Regions from separate parts of the Homo sapiens genome. Here region 2 is linked to region 1. A link is a loop called in an ENCODE intact Hi-C map of the cell type or tissue named here. Cell type or tissue: stomach. All regions are shown on one strand. Each heading gives the region's core, and the rest is flanking DNA. Links, peaks and the distances in the headings are about the cores only.

Region 1 (9,629 bases), core at 483-8,482:
GGGCAGGAAGGAAAACATCCCCCCAGCCTCTCAGCTGAAGCCCAGGCACTAGGCTGGGTCTGCAAAAGCTGGGGGTGAGGTCTTTGGGGAAGCCTCTTAGATTGGTGAGGAGGATATGGTCCCCCTCTGCCTCAGGTTTGGATGGCCTCTGTTCTGGGGGCTCCCTTCCAACAGAGAGGGCTGTTCCTTGGCCTGAGGGGCAGCAGCTGCAGGAGAGGAGTCTGAAGTGGGGGTCTCCTGTGTCCCTAGCCTTTTTCCGGGTGAGCTGCAGCCTCCAGAGGGAAGTGGCAAAGGCTGTGGTCCCTGCAGCACCCTACTACATATAGTAGCAACAAAGATGATTAAATACTTAGGGATAAACTTAATAAGAAATGTGCAAAATCTATAAAGGGAAAATTTTACAACACTTCTGGAAAACACTAAAGCACGTGGAGTGGGAAGACATCCCTTGTTTTTGGCTATCATAACTCAACATCAAGATGCCCTTTTCCCCCCAAGTTGACTTATAAATTGAATGCCATTCCTATAAAAATACCAATAAGCTTTGTTTCATGGAGTTGATAAGCTGATACTAAAGTTTCTATGGAAAATAAACATGCTGAAATAGCCAGGGAAAAACTGACCAAAATGGGGGCCTCACCCTATGGGCTGTTAAAACAAACTATAAAGCCTCTGTAATTAGAACAGTGTGGCATTGACCACATGAACAGACAGACAGACCAATGGAATAGAATAGAAAGTACAGAACAGACCTAAGTACGAATGGGAATTTAGTATATGATAAAGGTGGCATGTGAAATCTCAGAGGCAATGATAGACTATTTATTTATTTATTTATTTATTTTTTGAGATGGAGTCTTGCTCTGTCATCCAGACTGGAGTGCAGTGGCACGATCTCAGCTCACTGAAACCTCCACCTCCTGGGCTTAAGCGATTCTTGTGCCGCATCCTCCCAAGTAGCTGGGATTACAGGTGTGCACCACCATACCTGGCTAATTTTTGTATTATTTATTTATTTATTCTGGTAGAGATGGGGTTTCCCCATGTTGGCCAGGCTGGTCTGAAACTCCTGACCTCAAGTGATTCACTCATCTTGACCTTCCAAAGTGCTGGGATTACAGACATGAGCCACTGTGCTTGGCCCAGACTTTTTAATAAATGGTACTGGGATAATGGGGTAGTCTTTTTTTTTTTAAAAAAAGATAAAATTAGATCTATTGTTCACAGCATATATAAGAATAAACTCAAATGGATCATGAATTTAAGTGTAAAAAATGAAAACATGTAAGTACTAGGGGGAAAAAGTCCGTGGGTGAATTCCTCTTAACCTCAGTGTAAGGAAAGGATTTGAAAGCATCACTCAGAATCCAGAAGCAATGAAATAAAATTCTGGCAAATTGGACATGGCAAACCAAACCAAACCAAACCAGACAAAACAAAAAACCCAAACCACAGAAACCAAAGTAACTGAAAAATTGAGAGAAAATATTTGTAACACATACCACAGACAAAGGGCTAATCTCCCTTATATATACAGAACTCTTAAAAATTGAGGGACAGAGGATGAAATACTCCACAGAAAAAAGAGAAAAGACTTGGACAATTCACACACACATTAAAATGGTCCTCAAACATATGCCAGTTACTGGGACAGTGTTGTGGGGACAAAAATAAGTAGACACAGTTCCTTCCCCCAAGGAGTTTCCAGTTCACTGGGAAAGTCACAGAAACTAACTTGAATGGGGACAGAGTATGGTTAAATTTCAAGGGGTAGGCTGGGTGCGGTGGCTCATGCCTATAATCCAAGCACTTTGGAAGCTGAACCAGGAGGATCACTTGAGCCCAGGAGTTTGAGACCAGCCTGGGCAACATGATAAGACCGCATCTCTACAAAAAATTAAAAAACTAGCCAGGTGTGGTAGTGCGTGTCTCTAGTTCCAGCTACTTGTGGGGGGGTGAGGTGGGAGGATCACTTGACCCAGGGAGGTTGAGGCTGTAGTGAGCCATGATCGTGCCACTGCACTCCAGCCTGGATGACAGAGGGAGACCCTGTCTCAAAAAATAAATAAAAACGGGTGGGGTTGGATTTCACCTGAGCCTGCTGGAGGGCAGGGAGGAGCAGTTGGTGGGGTGGAATGTCAGGGAGTGAACAATCTAAGAGGCAGGTGAAAGTGGTTCTGAGCAGAGAGGACCATTGGGGGATGAGGCAGCTGTTGGAGAGGGATGGGTCAAGGGATGGAGGGTAGCACTGTGAGCTGAAATAGGTGAATTGGGAGGGATGCTGGCTAGAGAAGAGGTAAGTCCAGCACTTACTGTGCTTGGGGCTGTGAGAGGCACCTGAGGACAGATGCCTGTCCTCCAGGATCCCACAGTCCTGGGTGGAAACCAGCAGGGCCTTGATGAACTAGACTTCCGGAGAGAATGAACTCAGTACTGTAGTGGAGGGACCAAGGGCAAGCTGCCCAAGGCTCAGACTAGAGTTGGGGCTGGTTGGGTTTCAGGTGAAGACAGATGTCCATGTGGATCTAGCCCACTGGTCTCTGGACATGTGGTTATGTTGGTCAAAGGAGAAGACCAAGGCTCAGAACAAAGACTTGAGATTTGCCCCCTCAACTGTCAGAGAAGGAGTTATGGAGGGAGATCGTGGCCTGAGGGTCATGGAGTGGCCAGGGGAGAGTCTTGGTCAGTCACACATTGGAGGCCATGAGAAAGAGTAGTTAGGAGAGGGGTGCTTGAGCCAGTAATCAGATTCAAGTCCCTGTTATGCTCATGTGCCAGCTCTGCCCTTGAGTTTTCTCATCTTTCAATTGGGGAATGGGGCCGGGTGCGGTGGCTCACACCTATAATCCCAGCATTTTGGGAGGCCAAGGCGGGTGGATCATGAGGTCAGGAGTTTGAGACCAGCCTGGCCAATGTGGTGAAACCCCATCTCTACTAAAAATACAAAAATTAGCCAGGCATGGTGGCGGGCGCCTGTAATCCTTGGGAGGCTGAGGCAGGAGAATCGCTTGAAACCAGAAGGTGGGGAGGTTGCAGTGAGCCAAGATCATGCCACTGCACTCCAGCCTGGGTAACAAGAGCAAAACTCTGTCTCAAAAAATAAATAAATAAATAAAAATTTAGAGAATGAATCAAGGCATGACTGTAGGACCAAACGAGTTCACATATGCAAAGTGTTTTAATATGGTCAAAGCATTCAATAAATGCTGCTGTTAATTAGGAGGCAAGAAGAGATTGAAGGGAAATCTCAAGGGGCTCCAGAGACTACTACGATGGTGCAAAGTCACAGAAGCCCTGGGAAAAGCAGGTAGAATGGAGTTGCCATGACATTGAGCCTCACCTAGATGCCAGGTAGGTAACACGCATTATCACAGGTGAGTCTCACTGTAATCTCACAAGGGAATTTCTATGGTCATCCCCACCCCACAGTGTAACAAGCTCAAGGTCCCAAGAGTATGACCTACGTTTCCTGTTCTGGACCTTAAGTTTTATTTATTTATTAATTATTTTACTTTTTTTGAGATGAGGTCTTGCTCTGTCACACAGCCCAAAGTGCAGTGGCACGATCCTGACTTACTGCAACCTCCGCCTTCCAGGCTCAAGCAATCTTTCTACCTCAGCCCCCCAAGTATCTGTGAGTACAGGCATGTGCCACCACACTCGGATATATATATATATATATATATATATATATTTGTGTGTGTGGAGATAGGGTTTCACTAGGTTGCCCAGGCTGGTCTCAAACCCCTGGTCTCAAGTGATCCGCCTGCCTCGGCCTCCCAAACTGTTGGGATTCCAGGCGTGAGCCACCGTGCCCAGCCTGGACCTTAAGAATGAAATCATCCTTGGGTTAAAGGCTGGTCTCCCTTAGAGATGGTTGTTTGCAGGTCACCTTCCAGGGGCTAATACTCTGGCAAATGCTGGTGACCTTGAGATGAATGAGCCTTGATCCGTGTACTCAGTGAGCTCTCAGGATGAGGGTTCCTGTAGCCTCTCTCTTCATTGCATCATCTCCAAAACCTGACAGGACTGATGCTGGAAGGTCTTTCCAAGGCCCAGACTCCTCTCCTGGCTCAAACACTTTCCATGGCTCTCTGTGGCCTCCAGCCCAGGGTCTGAATTGGTTCTACCTGGCCAAGTGCTCTGCCTGCTTTTAGGGTCTGGTCTGTGCCGCGAGCCCCTGTCCCATCCCAGCTTTATCTCCCACAACTTCCCAGCCCTTACCTATGCCCTGGTCATGTGGATCCTTTCCTGTATATCTATACCCTTCATTCATCTTGGTCTTTTGGTCTGAAATGCAGCCCCCTCCTCCACTGGCCCCTGAAACCTAACCCACCCTCCTCCTGCACTGCCTGGACTGCAGGAAACCTTTCCAGGCTACGTATCCAAACTAGTCTTTTTCTCCCTCCTCTGTTTTGCTAGATTTAGAGATGGTTCTAGTACGTGACTCAAGGTAAGAGGTTGTGTTTGACTGATACCAAGTGCGTCTGTCCAGAGTTAGATATGAGGATAGAAGTTCCTTGAGCCAGGGATGGTATCTTAGCTATCCCTGGGATCCCCACAGGACACGTGCTAACAGGGAAATTCAAAGACCCCACCAAACTCCTGCCACCATTTCCTGCCCTCTTGTGCCCAGGCCCACCTCTGGGTTGGAGGAGCAGGGTGCTGTGGGAGAAGGTGCACTGGTCCTGGAGTCAGGGCCTTCAGGTTTGTGCCATCCCACTGAATACATGGCCAATGACCTTGGGCAAAGGGACTCCTGCCTCGGGGCTTTAATCTGTGCATCCACAGACTGTACATATGGCATTGGACCAGGACCTCCCTAGTGCCTTTTTGGTAAAGAGGACCGTAAGTTTCTTAGACTTTTAATATGCAGATGAATTCTCTGGAGAATCTGTTAAATTGCAGATTCTGACTCAGTAGGTTTGGGGCAGGTCCTTATTTCTAACAAGCTCCCAGGTGACCTTGATGCTGGTGGTCCGTGAGCCACGCTTTGCATTAACAAGGGTCTAACCCAGTGATCCTCAGCCCTAGCCCGATAGAAGAATGGCCTGAAAGGTCGCTCTTTCCCTCCTCCACTGCCTTCTGCATTTTAAATTAAAGTTTCCCTTGGGAGATTGTAAAAAGATGTTAGGATGGCACCCCAGGGCCATTAACTCAGCATTTGTAGGGGTGGGAACTTGGCATCGGTAGTGTTTAAAGCTCACCAGGTGAATCCAGTGTGCAGCCAGGACTGGGAACTGATTTACCTCGTGGGTGGAGAACTTTAGCAAATGGTTTTCAGGCGAAGCTTTTTGTCTCTGCTGCCCCCTTGTGGTCATCTTGTTCACTCACAGTCAGAGCGCAAGCCCTGTTCCCAAGAGAGATGGGAATCGCAGAACAATTGGGAAAATAATGTCGCTGCCCATGGTGGACGGGCTTCCCTGAGACCCCAGCACTCACCCTGACATGGGTGGGCTCCTCCTCTGCCGTGATGCTGAAGACGATTCCTTAAACAAGGGCCTCGCTCCCAGTGTCCTGGGGGTAGCCCACATGAGTAGGAAAAACTCTGGGTGGGCCAGGAACTGGAAACAGCAGGGGGCCCTGTAGTCGGCAGCTGAGATAGAGGTTGGATAGAGCAGGTCCAGGAGAAACTTCCTAGGAGAAGGTGGGCGCTGAACCCAACCCTCAGCTCTCCTGGGCGGGAGTCAAGAGAAGTCTTAGATGCAGACGTGAGGTTTGGGTTGCTTGGCGGTCAGCCAGCAGGGGGCACTCTGGCGCCACGTAGAGTTCCCAGGTCGGGTCTCCTAGTCTTCGTCGTCTTGACTGGGAACTGTCCACCCCGGTGCAGGATGCCCCAGGTGCAGTGGAGCAGCTCAGAGCCCCAGGGCGTGACTGTCCGCAGCTGGCTGGCTTCCCTCTGTGCCAGGTGCAGGGTCAAGGATATCCCCATGCACAGAGCCTGCCGTCAGTGGTATGAGGAGTATGAAGGTTCTGATGCTGCTGCCCATTCAGAAATGCAAAATGGCCCAGTACCTTGAGCACAGGTCTAGTCCCTACTGTGCCCTGCCTGGCTGTGTGATCTTGACACATTCATCTCCCCTTTGTGGGCCTGCTTCTCCCTCATCCAATGCATCCCCCAAGCCATCCTGGGCTGTGGTGCTGCTCCCCAGACAACAGGGAGTTGGACTCATGGTTTTGGGGGGCTCACATTGCCCTTAGGGGGCCAGAGTCAAGGGAATCACCTTTTTTTTTTTTTTTTTTTTTTTTTTTTTGCCTTCTGCTGTAGGGCCTGGTTCTGGGCTGGACTTTCCCCATCCTCTTCCTGAAAGCCACCCTTGTTCAATCATGGGGACAAGATACAGTCCAGGAAAGGAGCTAGGGCCCTCCTAAGAGATGATCCCGAATAGGGCCCAGCTGTGGACAGGATGATCTCTTTTCCAGCCGGGCGCCATGGTTCATGCCTGTAATCCCAGCACTTTGGGAGGCCGAGGTGGGAGGATCACTTGAGGTCAGGAGTTCGAGATCAGCCTGGCCAACACAGTGAAACTCCTTCTCTACTAAAAATACAAAAAATTAGCTGGATGTGGTGGTGCATGCCTAGAATCCCAGCTACTTGGGAGGCTGAGGCAGGAGAATCACTTGAGCCTCTGGGAGGTGGAGGTTGCAGTGAGCCAAGATTGCGCCTGGGTGATAGAGTGAGATTCAGTCTCAAAATAAAATAAAAACGCCAAATCCCTTTTCTGTTAGTTGTCAAACACACTAGACATCAGGACACGGTGGTCCTGGCTACATGACTGCCTTGTAACAGTGAGAAATATCCAGAGATGGGATGCATGTTAGAGTTGAATGGGGTTTGTCCCGGGGAGAGAGGGGAACCAAAGGAATAGCAAGAGGGTGGGGAGCTTAGCTTTAAAATAATGTTTTGGCTGGACATGGTGGCTCATGCCTGTAATCCCAGCACTTTGGGAGGCCGAGGTCAGGAGTTTGAAACCAGCCTAGCCAACATAGTGAAACCCCATCTCTACTAAAACTACAAAAATTAGCTGGGCATGGCGGCACATGCTGTAATTCTAGCTACTTGGGAGGCTGAGGTACGAGAATCGCTTGAACCCAGGAGGCAGAGGTTGCAGTGAGCTGAGATCGTGCCACTGCATTCCAGCCTGGGCGATGGAGTGAGACTCAGTCTCAAAAAAAAAAAAAATGTTTTACTCATTTAAAAAATTGGTCTGGTGTACCTACGGCAAATGGGTGGGACTTGCTAAATCTGGTTGGCTGTTGCTTTCTGAAACACAGATTTTAGACTTGAATATATGCATTTGCAAACTCTAAGACATATGCGCCTCTGAACACAGTCTGGGTGAATGCAGTTTGATTGTCACAGGCTTCCGACAGAGTTGCAGGTGTTGTATTGCGTGGTTTTCAACAGCAATCAGACCAAAAGGGTGACTACTAGCATGTGAAAACAGAGGATAAGCTTCCTGGGCTCAAACTCCTGAGCTGGAAGTCAGTTCCAGGCCATAGTGTCCAGCCAGAGGAGGACAGCAAGATCGACTCCTGCGTGACCAGTAGCTCACCTGGTCCAAATGTAGCCTCTTACTATAAAACAAAGGCAGAGAGAGACTGAGGGAACTGGAAAGAGGTTCAATGGAGGAAAAATAAGGCAACCTCAGGGATTCACTTTTACTCTCATTTCATTAAGTTCCAGATATTGGCAGACTGCTGGCCTCCTGAGGAGCACAGGAAGGGGCCTGGCAGACTGGTGATCCTGGTTGGAGATGAAGAGGGGCTGATTAAGAGGAGCTGACTGAGGCTGGGAGGTTTCCTGCCCGGGAGTGGCGAGCCTGTCAGAGCTGCACCTGGGCCTACCTGTACCTAGGAGAGATTCAGGGTATGGTTGGCTTCCCACAAACACCTGGGGCTCGAGGAGTGCGCTGCCTCTGTTCCACACCTGATGTGATCCACATCCACGCCCATGCACCTGGCCAGGAGAGTGACTGTCACTGATGAGGCAGTGTGATAGTACCTCTGATGGTTTCTCTGAGATCAGCCTTTGCACTTCACCTGTGTGGGCCAGATGGAAAGCCAGGGTGGAGACGGAGCACCCTGGGTCAGCTGGGATCCCACCGTGCGATTCCACGGCATGGGGTGTCAGAACCTGGAGTGCCGGTGGTGGCCAGAGCAGGGGTGGGGTGGCATTCCTGTGTCTCTGCCACTCACTGGCTGTGTCACCACAGAAAAGTCATCTAAACCTCTCGGTGCCCCAGTCTTGTTCTCTGTCCATGGCAATTCGGGTAGACCTGACCCGGTTGGATGGCTCTGAGGTTTCAATGAGGTATCATACATGCAAATGGTTTTTTTGGAGCCAGGTTCTTTTTATTTAAAAAGATTTTTTAAAATGGGAATACTCGCTAAAAAGAGTACCTGACCTCAGCTGGGCACAATGGCTCACACCTGTAATCCCAGCACTTTGGGAGGCCAAGGCGGGTGGATCACGAGGTCAGGAGATGGAGACCTGTAGTCCCAGCTACTCGGGAGGCTGAAGCAGGAGAATCGCTTGAACCCAGGAGGTGAGATTGCAGTGAGCTGAGATCACGCCACCGCTCTCCAGCCTGAGTGACAGAGCGAGACAAAAAAAAAAGAAAAAGGAAAAGAACCTGACTTCAGTATCTTTGGGTGTCTGGGATTGAGGAGTGTTCCTGAATGGGCATCAGGGATTGATGAACACTTGTGTAAGAGTTAAAGAAAGAGGAAAAAAACATGAAATTTTTAAAGACAGGTTTACTTTAGATAAAACCTGGAGGGGCTTCTGGCCGATTTTGGTCAGGGGCGCTTTCTGTTACAGACTAAAAGTATATATTGGTTTTAGGGTGAGGGTCTTATCACAAGCTTGGAATGTTTTTGGGTCAGGGAGAAGTCTATAGCCGGGTCGGAATGTTTCTGGGCAGAGAGGAGGTTATCTTGGGGCTGACGTCTTTCCGGCAGGAGGGAGGTTAGTTATCTTGGGGCTGGCATCTTCCCAGCCAGAGGGGGGTTATCTTGGGGCTAGCATGTCTCTGGTTGGGGAGGAGTTTGGAATGTTTCTGGTCGGAGATGTTATTTGTAGTTTCTGGTCATGCCGACCTTAGCCATTAGGCTGATGCCTTTTGGCTTTAGGCGGTTTTTGATTAAGATGAATTTTAAAATAAGGTGCTTGTCCACAATGGCAAGGCCCCTGCTCTGTCACCTTGCCCCCCAAAATTGCAAAGCTTTGTTTCTGTGTATGCATGTATAAATATTTTTTTTTCCCTTAGGAGCAAAGGCAATAGCTTAACTAAGATGTTCAGAGGGATCATGACATAAAGACTGGATGCCTGGGGTTGGGGTCAGGGGCGTGTTTCAGGTGCCTTTATTTTATACCAGAGTTTCCCAACCTGGGGAATCTTGCCATGTGGGGCCAAATCATTCCTTGTTGTTGTGGACTGACTTGTGCATTGCAGGGTGATTAGCAGCATCTCTGGCTCTACCCACTAGATACCAGTAGCACCCTCCACCCCATCCCCACCTCGTTTCACCAATAAAAAATGTCTTCAGACATTGCTCAATGTCTTTGGGGAGGTGAGAGTGGGACAAAATTGCCCCCAACTGAGAACTGCTGCTTTGTGATGTTC
Region 2 (9,629 bases), core at 719-8,718, 210 kb before region 1:
GGGCCTTCCAAAGTGCTGAGATTACAGGCATGAGCCACTGTGCCTGGCCTCAGTCAATAAAGTTTAAAAGCCATTGATCAAATGTTGGGCGTCAGATCTTCAAGGAGAACAGGTGCTGCAACTTGGCTGCCCACGCCAGGTGACTTTCCCTCTCTGTTAATTCAGCTGCCTCGCCAGAAGATCCCTCCTCTGACAGCTGGCAGCTCATAGCCAGTTCCACCTACAGGCCTCTGCACTTCCACCTGGAGTCTGAAAGCTGCAAACATGGCTGCTTGCCTTTGCAAACCCAGGGCATGTTTAAGGAGAAGCACAGGAAATCTAGCAGCACTTTTGAGACGTTCCTCCTTTTTTTTTTTTTTTTTTTTTAAGAAAACAAGAACCTCACAAGTACAGAAATGAAAATGCTAGGAACCCACAAGGGAATCTGCTTAAATTTTTGCTTCACCAGCTCAGACCATCCCTTCCAGAACCACCAGTGACAGTAAATGATCAAACAGCCTGCAAAACGGCTCACCTCTCCCAGTGCACAAGTATTTGCATTTGTGGCATTCCAGGAGTCCTTCCGCCTCTGACTGGTAATATTCCACCTCCTCTCGTCCAGGCCTGGGGGTCGAGGGCAGATATCTCTCCGAAGGGGGTTCACTATAACCAAAAAGCATACATGGTCATTAGGGGGTGTCTCATTCAATAGCGTTCAGGATTAGAACTCTTGACTCCTCGTGCTGGGCCCAAATATTAGCAGAACAGAAATAGAATTTGTCCCGGTATTTTAAACTCCAGAGAATTCTCTGGTTTAGTGGCCCCACGGGACATCCAAATACTTGGCCCAGCTCCACTAACCACGTGACAGATGCTGTGATTGGTACCGCTGATGGTTTGTCTGCCCCTGGGAGCTGTCTCACCAGGTAGCTGCGAGCTGCCTTCCTGTGAGTGCAAGTTCTCAGTTCAGCATGCACCAGGCCTCTTCAAAACCAGTTTGCATTCACATGACTCTGATGCCCAGGCAGGCATTCTCTTCCTCCCTTTGTTACTTTGGAAAGTGTTGAGTCAGCAATAACTCTCCAGGAGCATGGGAGCTGCAGACCACGGATTTTGACATCATCACATCATTTCCTCCTCTGGCAGCCCTAGCATTTTCTGTCCCTTCTCTCCTTGCTTTATGCAGCACATCCTGGGCTTTGTCCAAGATTCAACAGGGGGCTGCATTCTACTTGCCAGGCTCCCACAGTCTTTCTAGAACATCATGTCTCTCTTAGGTTTGAAATTTTTCAAACTTTTAGCATGCACAGGAGGCCCCTGTTCATCTCTCTACACTCACAACCTCATGCTCGCAGACCCAGCCATACTGAACTACCCCCTTCCCCTCAAAAGATGACTGCTTTTCCATGCCTCTGGGTTACTACAGAAGCTATTCTTCTCCTTGGGACACCTTTCCTCTTCCTCCTCAGTCTTCCTTTTTTTTTTTTTGTTTTGAGATGGAGTCTCACTCTGTCACCCAGGCTGGAGTGCAGTGTCGAGATCTCAGCTCACTGCAACCTCCGCCTCCCAGGTTCAAGCAGTCCTCCCACCTCAGCCTCCCGAGTAGCTGAGATTACAGGCGTGCGCCACCGCGCTCTGCTAATTTTTTTGTATGTTTAGTAGAGATGGGGTTTCGCAGTGTTGGCCAGGCTGGTCTCGAACTCCTTACCTCCAATGATCTGCCCGCTTCGGCCTCCCAAAGTTCTGGGATTACAGGTGTGAGCCACCGCGTCCGGCTCGGACAGTGGTTTTTAAAGAAACCTAAAAATGCAGCTCTGAATTCTCCCAGGTCCTGCAGTTGCAAGTGCAATGGGCTTTAGTCAGGGAAACAACAGCTGTTTCCCTGGGCGAAGCTTTGACTGTATCTGGGCGCACCCTTTGTTATGCTAGTTAGTTTTAGATAATGTAACATAAACTCAGGATAGGAGCTCTCCCGCTGTGTGGACATAGCAGGGAGACAGACTGGACTCAGCCTCCAAGTCCCTGGGAGAGGGGAGCCTGACTCCTCCCTAGAGGAGAGGCCAGGTGTCAAAAACCAGAAGCAGTCGTCACCTCGGACCTGTCTCCTGTTGGAGCTGGCAGGGGAGATATCCCATCTGCTCACAGTTCACCGTGTGGGGCACATTATCTGGGTATTCAATGGATGGAAAAAACACCAGGTCCCTAGGAGGCGGTGTGGGGACCAGGTCCCCTCTTGTCTTCCCTTCCCCCCCCACCCTCCCCTAGCTCACAGAGTCTTCCAGTACACCCTGAACCTTTCTCCTTACAAGGGGCCTATGGGAATTCTGTGCAAGGCAGAGATGGCAAAGTTTTTTCATTAGGAGGGTGCGGTCTCAAGCAGCCGTGGGATTCGAATGACGCTGCCTAGAGAGACCTCACTGGCAAAAGGGAAAACAAACCTGTACCCTTCAGTGGGAGAATTTTACGTAGACTTTGTTCTTTGGTTAAAAATGTAGCGTCTCCCATCTGACTTTTTTTTTTTTTTTTGAGACGGAGTCTCGCTTTGTCGCCCAGGCTGGAGTGCAGTGGTGCGATCTCGGCTCACTGCAACCTCCGCCTCCCGGGTTCAAGCGATTCTCCCTCCTCAGCCTCCCAAGTAGCTGGGATTACAGGCATCTGCCATCACGCCTGGCTAAGTTTTTGTATTTTTAGTAAAGACGGGGTTTCACCATGTTGGCCAGGCTGGTCTCGAACTCCTGGCCTCAGGTGATCCGCCCGCCTCGGCCTCCCAAAGTGTTGGGATTACAGGCATGAGCCACCGCGCCGGCCCACCTGTTTCTGAAGGCACCTATTCCTGGGAGGGGTAACACATTAAACTATTAACTCTTCATCGGGCTTCCCAAGTGGGCGGCCCGGCCACAAGGAAGGGGACTTTGGAGTCGGGAAGGGCTGGCTCTGGAACACGGGACAAGGGTCTGAACCCCAAGGCGCAGTCCTGTGACCATGCGGGCCGGGCCGGGGAGGAGCCTGGGGTGAACCCCACCCGCCTGGTCTCCTCCCACCCCTCCCTCTCGGGTCCCGGGGCCTCTCTTTCTCTTCTCCAGGTCCTCCAGCCCAGCCACTGCTCACAGGGGTGGTTTTTGCTTTGTTAGTTGGGTTCAGGCCACGAGAAGGGGGAACCCTAAAGTTTTCCTTCCCTGCCAGGTCGCCTCTGAGAGCGCAGAAGGGAGAAACGGCATTTGTTCATTTAAACGGGCTCCTAGGACGAGAACCCGGGGACGCCAGGGCCTCGCGGGCCGGCCTGGGCCACAGGTGTCCCCGGCGCGGAGGTCGCAGCGCCCCGGCCCCTCTCACCTTTCGGGTCTGCGGCGCCCGGGGTCTCCCTTCCTCTGCGGCTGCGGCGGCTCCGGGGCTTCCCAGGGCGCGGGCCCAGGAGGCGCGGCTGCGTCCCAGGTCAGTCCCCGGGCTCCGTCCCGCGTCCGGCTTTGGCGCGGTTTTTCCCAAACTCCGTGTTCACCTGCGCGAGGGCCCGCGTCCCTGTGTGTGTCCCGGCGGGGGCCTCGGTCCGGGTCTCTTTCCCTCTCTCTCTCCCTCTCCCGGTCCCGGTTCCGGTCGCGGTTCCCGTCCCTCTCCTGGTCTCTCTCCGGGTCCCGGTCCCCGTCCCTTCGCCGGTTCCCGTCGCTGCTTCGCTTCCTGCGCGGGTCCCCGGGTCGGTCCCGCGGTCGATCGTGGGTGCGGCCTTGGTCTGGGTGGGGGCGCCGTCCCGGGTCCCGCTCTCTCGGCCGGGCCCGGGGCTCGCGAGCCCCCGACGGATCTTCCATGGCCGGGTTCCGTGTCCCCGCCCGGGAGCGACCTGAGGGCAACAACCAACAAGTTTCTTGGGCAGGTGGCCAAGCCCGGGGGCGGGGCGGGCACTCACCTGTGCGCATGCGCGCTAGTCCGGGAGCTCACCTGAGAACGGGCGCCCTCAGGGGGCGGCCTGAGCGCGTCTGGGGCCCGGGCGGGAGGGGTGCCTGTGTGCTGGGTGGGGGCTGGGGTGCTGCTGCTGGAAACCCGGGCGGGGCGACCCACAGCCGCACCTTTCTGCCCCGAAGTAACCCCTTGGTGACCCCACGAGGTGGGCGGCCTAAGGGAGCCAACTGTGGCCACCTCCCCTGGCTCAACTTACACTGCAACTTGGATTTACCTTCCCAGAGGTACCCATCCTCTCACTCACTCAGCCAGACACTCATTCATTCACCCAATCACCCACTACCCGCTCATCCATTCACCCACCCATCCACCCACTCACCCACCCATCCACCCACTCACCCACCCATCCACCATCCATCCACCCATCCACCCACTCACCCACCCGTCCAACCATCCACCCATTCAACCACTCACCCATCCATACACCCGTCTATCCACCTATCCACCTACTCACCTACCCATCTAACCATCCACCCATCCATCCATCTATCCACCCACTCACCCACCCATCCACCACCCATCTACCCGCCCACTCACCTGCCCATCCGCCCACCCACCCACCCTCCATCCATCCATCCACCCATCCACCCACTCACCCACCCATCCACCCACCCATCTACCATCCGCCCACTCACCCACTCACCTGCCCATCCATCCACCCACTCACCTAACCATCCACTCTCACCCACCCATCCACCATCCATCCACCCACCCATTCACTCATCCACCCATCCACCCACCCACTCACCCACCCATCTACCAACTCACCCATCCATCCACCCATTCATCCACCCACTCACCCATCCAGCCACCCACCCACGCATCCACCCATCCACCATTCATCCACTCACCCATTCATCCATCCATCTGGCCACTAACCTACCCACACATCCACCCAGTCACCCACCTTCCACTTCTCCCTCCACCCATCCACTGTCCCTCTTTCTCCCTTCTCCTGTTTTCCTTATAACACCTATGTTGTAAGGGGCTTGCAGCCAGTTCATCTATCACAATAGTCCTGGGCTTACAAATAGCCCTGTTTTTTAAAATGGGGACTTACACAAAATTGGCAGCTTTTAATTCTGCCAAGTAAGGATATTACAAAATATATACAATTGCCATCTGGTAATTAATTCTTTCAGCAAATATGTATGAGCACCTGCTTTAGCAGGTACTGGAGATATAGTGGAAAATTTGCTTGCAGGGTGATTGCATTCTAGTGTGTCAGGAAAAGGGAAAACAGGTAGTAAACAAAGAAGACAGTGTCTAAAGTTTAATGGGAAGGGCAGGTTTCCTCATATAGACCTGGGAAGATGTCGTTTGAATTGAGTTCTGGATGACAAGAAGGCTGAGAAAATGTCCCAGAAAGAGAGAAGGTTGAGGAACGCGGGAGCTGGACAAGGAGGTCCCTGGGAGTAGAGTTGGTGGGCATGAATTGAGGCTGGAGAAGTGGACCAGGCAGATGGTGTAGACGACAGTGTGCATTTTTATTCTAAACAATGGGAGAACATTGAAGATTTTGAGGAGGAGAGTAAACCTTTCTGATTGATATTTTTGAAAGACCACTCTGGCTTCTGTGAGGAGGGTGGATGATGGAGGCCCAGAGTAGAGGGAAGAGATGAGTTACAAAGCTGCTGCTGAAGGAGTCCAGGTGAGGGTGACGGTGGCCATGGAGACAGTGACAAGTTGACAGATCCAGGTTGTAGTTTTGGGGAAGAATTTACAGTATGGATCAGATGTGGGGAAATGAGGGGAGGGGAGGAGTGACCAGGTGAATGGTGGGGTTTTTCACTGAGACGGGGGAGACTGGACAGAACCAGATTTGCGGGGAAATTAGAGAGTTCCATTTTGGACATGGTAAATTTGAGATGGCTATAATTCATCCAAGTGTAGATGTCTAGTTGCAGTTGAATATATGAGTCTGAAATATGGGGAGAGGATTGGGCTGGAGATGCTCTGTGGGAGTAGAGAAAGGAGGAAAGTAGAATGGAGAAGAGGCCTTAGGCAGAGTCCCTAGGGAATTCTAACTTTTAGAGCTAAGACTCAAGAGGATTAAGAAGTGATGAGTGAGTAGAAGGAAAAAGAAGAGGGTGGGGGTGACAAGACATCAACCTCCAACCCACAGAAGTGCTACTGTGACCCCTGAAGCCTTTCTTCCCAGAGTGGAGAGGATGGGGCCAAATTCTAGGACCTTCCACAAATCTTTATTGAGCAAAGCCCTGTTCTGAACCCGGGACAACTATGGATGCAGAGGAAGCCTGGTAAACAAGCAGACACAGGATGGTTTGTGGAACAGCATAGCCCTTCCTCTCTTCGACCTTCGCTCTTGACTTCTGCAGACCTCTTTCAGAATAAACAAACCCTCAAACCAGCTTGCCTTTTAGTTTCATTTCTCTTTGTTTTGTGTCTTTATACACAAATTATTATCATTTTGCCACATTTGTTCCATCTCTCTATATATGGATGAAAACTTTAAAAAATGAAACATGTGTGCTAAATTCCAGACACATGGCTCTTCCCCTAAATACTTCAACATATTTTTCCAAAGAATAACTTCCTCCTACACAGCCACATTACAGTGACCACAATCCAGAAATTTAGCATTGATATTATGTTATCGAATATATACTCTATAACCCAATTCCCCTATTATTCCAATAATGTCCTTTATATGTACTCCCTCCCCACTTAAAATCTGAGGATTCAATTAAGGACTATTCATGATATGTGAATAATGCATTGTCACATCATCATCATCATGTCTGTTTAGTCTCCCTTAAGTCTCCTTCAATCTGTAACAGTTTCCCAACATTTTTTTTCTCTTTCACAGCATTGACTTTTTTTTTTTTTTTTTTTTTTTTTTTTTTTTGAGACGAGTCTCGCTCTGTTGCCAGGCTGGAGTGCAGTGGCGCCATCTCAGCTCACTGCAACCTCTGCCTCCTGGGTTCAAGCTATTCTCTGCCTCAGCCTCCCGAGTAGCTGGGATTACAGGCATGCACCACTACGCCCAGCTAATTTTTGTATTTTTAGTAGAGATGGGATTTCACCATGTTGGTCAGGCTGGTCTCGGACTCTGGGCTTAAGTGATCTGCCTACCTTTGCCTCCCAAAGTGCTGGGATTATAGGCATGAACCACTGTGCCAGGCCACACAGCACTGATTTTTTAGGAGAGTTTAGTCCAGTTATTTTTTTTTTTTTCAGACTGACTCTCATTTTGAGCTTGTCTTATGGTTTCCTTATGATTATATTTATGTTCAATATTTTTGGCAGGCAGATTAAAATAGGTGATGTTGTATCCTTCTTGGTACATCCTATCAGGAGGCACAAGATGTCAGTTTGTCCCATTATTGGTGATGTCAAATTGATCACTTGGGCAAGGTGGTGTCTGCTATATTCTCCATTTTAAAAGTACTTCCACTTTTATATTTAATAACTTTGAGACAATGTGTTTCCCCACAACCTTTCTTGCCTGAATCAATTATTGCAATGATAGTTGCAAAGTCATGGTTTCTAATTCTATGAATTCTTCTAAATTTATTAATTTGTTGACATTCTCCTGTAAAGAAGAATTTTCCCTCTTATCCAGCTGATCATCCCACAGAAACAATTTGAAAACCACACCCAAAATTTGGTTCCAAAACTGAGACAGATGCCCAAAACATACCATGAAGGAATAAAAATATTTATTAGTGCCATAATGAGGCTTTCTGGGGAGAGCAGAGCAGGTTTCCAAGTAGGTCTGAAATGGTTTGAGAAAGCAGGAAGGGGTGACTGGCTTTGGGGTTTTATTGTGGTTAGAGAGTAGCACTAGGGTGAGGGTTCTTGTCAGTTTCCTGTCTGTGCCAAGGGCATACCTGGGTTTTCTTATTAGTTCACCACATGTGGGATAAAAAGGCAGGAGCAGAATGAGGCTTCAAAGCTGTTGGGAGTTAGACATAAAAAATGGAGGCAAACTATTATCTCTGTAGACTCATTTTTTCCCTAATAATGCATTGTAATCCATTAATTCTGTTTGTTTTTCTGATATTTAAAATTGCCCCAATTTGGCCAGTGGGAGTCCCTTGAAGCTGCCTTCTCTGTTCTTTTGACATCAGAAGAATTACCCTAGGCCAGGCATGGTGGCTTATGCCTGTAATCCTAGCACTTTGGGAGGCTGAGGCAGGCGGATCACGTGAGGTAAGGAGTTCGAGACCAACCTGGGCCAATATGGTGAAACCAAATCTCTACTAAAAATACAAAATTTAGCCAGGTGTGGTGGCGCGTGCCTGTGATCCCAGATACTTGGGAGGCTGAGGCAGGAGAATCACTTGAACCTGGGAGGCGGAAGTTGCAGTGAGCAGAGATTGCACCACTGCATTCCAGCCTGGGCAACAGAGTGAGACTCCATCTCAAAAAAAAAAAAAAAAAGAATTACCCTGATACACCTATCAGTTTTTGTGACTTCATTTTGTCGCTGAATTGCTGATATGGTTTGGATGTTGGTCCCCTCCAAATTTCAGGATGAAATGTGATTCCCAGTGTTGGAGGTGGGGCCTGGTGGGAGGTGATTGGATCATGAGGGCGGATCCCTCATGAATGGCTTAGCACCATTCCATTGTTGATAAGTGAGTTGTTGCTCTGTGTTCACAAGAGATCCATCTGGTCATTTAAAAGAGTGTGGTATCTCCTCCCACCCTTGCTCCCTCTCTCGACATGTTAGGTGCCTGCTCACCCTTCACCTTCCATCATGACTGGAAGCTTCCGAAGGCCCTCACAAGAAGCAGATGCTGGCAACACACTTCCTGTAGAGCCTGTAGAAACGTGAGCCAATTAAGCCTCTTTTCTTTATAAATTACCCAGCCTCAGGTATTTCCTTAAAGCAATGCAAGAACCGACTGACATAACTGCTTTGCCTCCTGGTCTAACCTACCTCTCCCCTGAAGTTCCCACTTCCCTGGATGCTCCCTCGAGTGGAGAATACTCATTCTGGAGCCCTGCATAGGTGCATTCTGCTTGCTTCCATATGCAGAGTGATTCTCTTTCCTTTGAGGCTTGTCATAGTTAGGTTATAAGTTTGGCTGGATGGGCTAGAGACTCAACATAAAAGTATCTTAAACAAGATAGTTATTTCTCTCTTGGAAATGACTGATCTGGTGGCTCTGCTCTGTGACATTGTCAGAAGTCCACACCCCTTCTAGCTTCTTTTTCTGCTACCCTTTAGATATTGCCCTCATCTACGTGGTCCAGGATGGCCAACACCATGTCTACACTACAGTCTGCAGGGAGGGAGGAAGAAAGGGGACCAGGAAGGGCTTTCCTTCTGTAAGAATGAGACCCACAAGTTGCAGATATTAATTCTTCTCAATTCTTGTTGACCAAGATGGTAACATGACCATGTATAAGTGCAAAGGAAGCTGGGAAGTGTGGCCATATACCCAGCTAAAAACTTGGCGTTTTTATAAGAGTAAGGGGGATGCTATGGTCTGAATGTGTGCCCCTACAATTCATATGTTGAAACTCAATCGCCAATGTGATAGTATTAAGAGGTGGGGCCTTCAGGAGGTGATTAAGTCACGAGGGGAGAGCCCTTGTGAATAGGATTCATGCTCTTATTAAAAAGTTTGAAAGGAGCTCCTGTGTCCCTCCACTGTGTGAAGATGCAGCATTTGTCTCTTCTGCCATGAGAGAATGCAGCCCTTCACCAGTCATTGAATCTGCCA

The links. Hi-C counts contacts between places; a loop is a spot of excess contacts. Peaks named below come from ENCODE experiments on the same cell type or tissue, not always from the same donor. Only the 100,000 strongest peaks of a DNase experiment are listed, where the experiment ranks them.
Region 2: a loop joins it to region 1, with 2.6 times the contacts of the local background. A loop is called at or near these places in 69 of 110 quality-filtered maps.

What each region holds. Positions count from the first base shown.
Region 1 is chr16:71,408,587-71,418,215 of GRCh38, reverse strand. LINC02136 (long intergenic non-protein coding RNA 2136) reads left to right here. Exons shown (of 3, transcript NR_146574.1): 2 at 3,221-3,351; 3 at 7,682-7,775. Among named protein-coding and RNA genes, the nearest start is that of LINC02136, 13 kb to the left of the region's middle. RefSeq lists enhancers at 5,530-5,619, 5,693-6,194. In stomach, for the core only: CTCF peaks have their summits at 5,147 and 5,351 (motif pointing left); a DNase peak (open chromatin) is centred at 5,305; H3K27me3 peaks cover 5,838 bases.
Region 2 is chr16:71,620,380-71,630,008 of GRCh38, reverse strand. MARVELD3 (MARVEL domain containing 3) reads right to left here and starts at 3,825. Exons shown (of 3, transcript NM_052858.6): 1 at 3,313-3,825; 2 at 515-642. The coding sequence starts at 3,779. It overlaps LOC105371334 (a long non-coding RNA gene), which reads left to right and starts at 8,628. Exons shown (of 3, transcript XR_933717.2): 1 at 8,628-8,730. RefSeq lists a silencer at 2,955-3,004. In stomach, for the core only: no CTCF peak of the experiment used is centred there; DNase peaks (open chromatin) are centred at 2,958 and 3,858; H3K4me3 peaks cover 1,842 bases; H3K27me3 peaks cover 5,534 bases.